Regions from separate parts of the Mus musculus genome. Here region 1 is linked to region 2. The links are chromatin loops, found by intact Hi-C in ENCODE. Cell type or tissue: left cerebral cortex. All regions are shown on one strand. Each heading gives the region's core, and the rest is flanking DNA. Links, peaks and the distances in the headings are about the cores only.

The links. Hi-C counts contacts between places; a loop is a spot of excess contacts. Peaks named below come from ENCODE experiments on the same cell type or tissue, not always from the same donor. Only the 100,000 strongest peaks of a DNase experiment are listed, where the experiment ranks them.
Region 1: a loop joins it to region 2, with 1.9 times the contacts of the local background. A loop is called at or near these places in 3 of 42 quality-filtered maps.

What each region holds. Positions count from the first base shown.
Region 1 is chr4:132,154,046-132,156,851 of GRCm38, forward strand. No RefSeq gene overlaps it. Among named protein-coding and RNA genes, the nearest start is that of Oprd1, 11 kb to the left of the region's middle. In left cerebral cortex, for the core only: no CTCF peak of the experiment used is centred there; DNase peaks (open chromatin) are centred at 1,488 and 1,748.
Region 2 is chr4:132,105,760-132,108,565 of GRCm38, forward strand. No RefSeq gene overlaps it. Among named protein-coding and RNA genes, the nearest start is that of n-TAcgc3, 18 kb to the right of the region's middle. In left cerebral cortex, for the core only: CTCF peaks have their summits at 1,534 and 1,734; no DNase peak of the experiment used is centred there.

The DNA.
Region 1 (2,806 bases), core at 291-2,790, 48 kb after region 2:
GTGATCAATTATCCTGAGAAAGTATAAAAACTAAGAACTATAGTGAAGCAAGCAAGGGTCCAGCCTTCGGCTTCATCTGCTGTGTGTGTCTCTGTGTACGCCTCAACTTTCTCTCTTTTCCTCTCTTTCCTTTTCTCTCTGGCTCACAAAGAGTTAAGGAACTCCAGGCCTCTTGCCTGGCCAGTGAGAGACCTCAGTCAAAGAGAGAGAATCCAAGTATCTATTTTCCCCTGCTGCTATCAGTAGAAGTTAATTGCCAGGAGCCAGCTGCTTTGGGACCTGGAATAGCAAGAAAAAGTTAAATTGCCAGAAGACATCAGCTTCTGGCTCTAGAGATAGAGACAGAGTCAAAAGTCAACAGCTTTGGCCCTGATCACTAATGCCCCCCCAGCTACCTTCCCCATGTACCCAAACTGGATGCCAAGCTGGACCCCAGCAGTGCTGGGATTAAAGGTGTACCACTACTACCCAGCAAAGGAGAGATTTTTGCCCTGGCCTAGTTAGCTTTTTTCTTTCTGCATCCCAGCTTCCCACACACTGCCCACCATCACGCTCTGTCACAGGTGAAGCCAGAAGCTGAAATAAATAAATCTTTCCACCAGGTGTGGGGTTTGAAGCCAGGTAGGCATGAGCGTCTGCTATTATCATTCCTTTGGTAGATGTTGGGTCTCCTGCCTGCCCAAGCCAACTTCTACAGATATCTTGCTCCCGAGCTATGGATATATTACATAGCACCTGTCTGGCTTTCATCAGGCCCTGAGTTCAATCCCTTGTACCAAAAGGAGGAGGAGGAGGAGGAGGAGGAAGAGGAGGAGGAGGAGGAGGAGGAGGAGGAGGAGGAGGAGTAGTAGTAAACTCTTCTCATCTCCAGGTTTACCTGAATGGCTATGAGGATTTTGGCCTTATCAGGTTGACTGGAAATCTCAGCTCAGCTCTTGGCAGAGGTGCCAAATGTGTGTGACCCCAACACCTAGGCTCCTACCTCCCAGAGCAAAGCTGGTTGCCTCTGACCACCCTCTCTCTCCAGTATATAGGGGATCACTCCCTTGGAAACCAGGAAATCCTTGTGTTTGTTCCCACTCTTTGTTTTGGGGGTGGGGCATTCTGACTGTGTAGCCAGGGTTGGCCTTGAACTCACACTCCCCCTGCCTTTGTCTTCTAAGTGCTGGGGGTTTAGACGTGAACATCACACCTCCACCTCTGTTACAGTACAGAGCAGACAAAAGCCCTCCAAATCTAACTGAAAACTTTGGGCTGGGCTTGGTGTTTAACACCATCCCTAACTTCAGGGGCAAAACCCAAAACTGGATGGGAAATCCGGGGCCAGCCCAGGGCATCAGAAGGCGTCAGTCAGCCACGGGAGCAACAGCAATCACTGCAGTAGTCAGAGCTGAAAGGAAACTCCCCGGGGAAGCTATTAGCAATTTAGTACGTGGGAATGTGGCTCCCACCTGCCAGAAAGACAAATCTGCCTGGTGCAAAATACAGCAGCTGGCTTGCCTCTTAGCAGCTCCCCTGGGCTGCCTTTCAGTCCACCTCCATCTGTGAGCCCCTGGAGGGAAGAGGAATGTGAAGATGACCATAAAATAATAACCACTCTCACTTGCAAAGCACTTTTGGCTTCCCAGAGCACTTGCACATCAGTAGCTTCTCTCGACAGCATCCCTGATACCGAGGTCAGATTTCCTTATTTCATCTCATCGCCAGAGAGTTGGACATCTTCAGAGCCTGGATGAGATCAGGAGAGCATCCAACAAACGAGAGAAAAAAAATATAAGATTGGCGCCTACCATCTGGTTGCTGACGGTAGGATCTGAGACTCAAGGAGAGACTATGATTAAGATCCACTGTGTGTATGTAGGAAATCCTTAAAGACAATAAAAATACTATATTAAAAACAAAACTAGCGCCGGGCATGGTGGCGCACGCCTTTAATCCCAGCACTTGGGAGGCAGAGGCAGGCGGATTTCTGAGTTCGAGGCCAGCCTGGTATACAAAGTGAGTTCCAGGACAGCCAGGGCTACACAGAGAAACCCTGTCTTGAAAAACAAACAAAAAACAAAACTGGCTGGGCAGTGGTGGTGAATGCCTTTAATCCAAGCACTTGGGGAAGCAGAGATAGCTAGTCTACAGGGTGAATCCCAGGCCAGCTACACAAAGAGACCCTGTCTCAAGAAAATTAGAAGCAAAACAAAATGCAAAAGAGAGGTTCATTCTTTCCTTTTACAGTTATGAGTGTTTTGCCTGCATGTATTTCTGTGCACCACGTGTGTCCATGGTGCCCAGTGGAGGTCAGAAGAGGGCGTCAGATCCCCTAAAACTGGAGTTACAGACTCCCATGTGGGTGCTGGGAATTGAACCTGGGTCCTCTGGAAGAGCAACTACTGCTCTTGACCATTGTGCCATCTCTGTAATCCCTGAGACTAATTCTTGACTACTCTCTTTTTCTATCTTTAAAAAAAAATTGTTTTACTTATATCTTGTGTGTGTGGTATATGTGTGTAGTGTGTGTGTGTGTTTGTATAGTATATATGTGTAGTGCATAAGGCATGTATATCCCAGGTCAGAGGACAATCTGGGAGGGTTGGTTCTCTCCTTCTGCCCTGTGAGACCCAGGGTTCAAACTGGCTGGCAGGCTTAGTAGCCTTTCCTGCCAAGCCATCTTGCTGGGCCTGTTTCTGCCTCTCAACGGCTGCCAGTTCTGTAGTGGTCTCCTCTGACCTTCAATTCTTGCTGAATCTGTTGACATGGCTGTTGTCTCTACATGCAGCCCTGCAGACTTGCGGCCAGTAGGCAGTCTGACTAC
Region 2 (2,806 bases), core at 289-2,788:
CCTGCACAAACATCATGACCAAGAAGCAAGTTGGGGAGGAAAGGGTTTATTCAGCTCACACTTCCATACTGCTGTTCATCACCAAGGAAGCAGGTCAGGAAGCAGGAGCTGATGCAGAGGCCATGGAGGGATGTTCTTTACTGGCTTGCTTCCCCTGGCTCGCTCAGCCTGCTCTCTTATAGAACCAAGACTACCAGCTCAGAGATGGTCCCACCTACAAGGGACCTTTCCCCCTTGATCACTAATTGAGAAAATGCCTTACAGTTGGATCTCGTGGAGGCATTTCCTCAACTGAAGCTCCTTTCTCTGTGATAACTCCAGCTGTGTCAAGTTGACACAAAACTAGCCAGTACACAAGGTAATGAAAGACTCCCATCTGCTACTCATGCGTGCTGGAAGCTTCCATGACCAAATCATGCAAGGGCTCTCATTCCCTGGTTTTTTCTTTCTTTCTTTTCTTTTCTTTTCTTTTTCTTTTTCTTTTTTTTTTTTTTTTTTTTTTGAGACAGGGTTTCTCTCTATAGCCCTGGCTGTCCTGGAACTCACTTTGTAGACCAGGCTGGCCTCGAACTCAGAAATCCGCCTGCCTCTGCCTCCCAAGTGCTGGGATTAAAGGTGTGAGCCACCACGCCCGGCTCCCTGGTTCTTTCTAAATGTTCTCAGTTTCTCACCAAGTGAGCTTTATCTTTGTCATTATTGTCTGTTTGTGGGCTGTTGTCCTTTTGTTAATTTGGGTTCCTTCCACACAGGGTCTCAATCTGGAGCACAGGCTGGCCTCAAACTCATAGTAATTCTCCTACTCCAGTAAGTGCTAGGATTACAGGCTTGAGTCACTATATCCAGCTTCTTTTCGTTTTCTGTCTCTGTCTCTGTCTTATGTCTCTCTTTCTCTCTCTAGGTTCTTGAGACAGTATCACACCATGAAGCCCAGGCTATCCTTGAATGAGACATCCTCCTGCCTCACCTTTCTGCTTGTGCCACCCCACCCATCTGGCCTCTAAAGTCTAAAGGCAACAGGCTGAGACTCTTTCCCAAGATTATGTAGCAAAGACCTGAAAGGTGTCGGGTATCACAGACCAGTCGGCCTTCAAGGCAGGAAGAGATGGATGTGAGATGGGCCTGCCAATATCATGGTAGGGTTTTAGATGTTTCATATGTGTGTGATACCAATGTTAAAAGGCACAGACCCTGGCACAGGAAATACCACCGAAGTCTCTCTGAGTAATTAGTGTTCCCTCTTAGGAGGTGGAGAGAAGAAATAGACATAAGATGTGTTCCTCCTGGAATCATCAAGAGAGGCCATCCTCTCCCCTGAACCTCATAATAACATCTGTTTCCTAGTCAGTTTGAGAGCAGTTATGAAGCTGGTACAAGTGAGAGTGTTTGTTGGCTGTGCATCATGGGCTCCTCCTGGTGCTGATGCGGGACTAGATCCTGGACAGGGCCTCCTAGAGCTGCCTGTGGATCACATGTAGCCCAAAACAAAAATCATAAACTTCACTTAAGCTTTTTTATTTTTTTAAGATTTATTTATTTATTTATTTATTTATTTATTTATTTATTTATTTATTTATTATATGTAAGTACACTGTAGCTGTCTTCAGATGCACCAGAAGAGGGCATCAGATCTCATTACAGATGGTTGTGAGCCACCATGTGGTTGCTGGGATTTGAACTTCTGACCTTCGGAAGAACAGTCGGGTGCTCTTACCCACTGAGCCATCTCACCAGCCCCCCCCCTTTTTTTTGAAACAGGGTTTCTCTATGAAGTTCTGGCTGTTCTGGAACTCACTCTGTAGACCAGGCTGGCCTCAGACTCAGAGATCTGTCTGCCTCTGCCTCCCCAGTGCTGGGATTAAAGGCATGTGCTACCACCACCCCCTGCCTCACTTTGTTTTGTTTTTTTCTCTTTTGTAGCTGGATTAAACAGCTCTCCAGTATGAACTTCATAGATGGCAGCATCATAATGTGACGTCACGGCTTGAACATGACTGACAGCATCTTCAGCTGCTGAGGTCCCTCATCAGCTCATGGTGACTCCAGTTTGAACTCTCAAGCTGCCTGCATCCAGAGCCTCAAACCCACTGTCCTGGTCTCAGGAGCCCATCTACAAGCTCAGAATGAGGGACCACATCCTGACTCTGCATCACTCCTGCCAATGAGCATTGCCCACCTAGGGCCAGAAGTAACATAAAGGAATAGGCAGTGAATGAATAATTGTGAGCTAGTGTGGTGGTACACACCTATGATTCCAGCACTTGGGAGGTGGAGGAAGGAGGGTCAGAAATTAAAGGACACCCTTGGCTACATTGTGAGCTTGATGCTAGCCTGGGCTACATCATGAGATCCTGACACATCTGGGGAAACCTGCAGAGGACAGAGGGGTGAGATTCCCTAAAACTACAGGCAGTTGTAACCTGCTTGATTTGGGTGCTGGGAACTGAACTCAGGTCCTCTGGAAGAGTGGTTCCTGCTTCTAACTGCTGAGCTACACTCCAGACTCTGTTCCACACATGGTTTGTATATAAGTACCAAAGTCGGGGTCTAACAGGGAACCTCACTGTCTAGGGTTTAGAGTCTCCGCAGCTGGCTTCGTATGGCGCTGCAGTTCTAAGTTTGGGATCTAAGTATAGATACAGAGCGATGGCAGCTGGCCTTTGGACTGTGTTCTAGCAGGTAGGAGCTCAGCCAGGGCACTTGCGGCTCCAGCAACCTTCCAGATGCCAAATGCCCATCTCTCAACATGCCAGGCACTTAGGACTCCAAGCCAAGCAACTTCCTGACAACAGCCAGCTTTGGAGCCCCC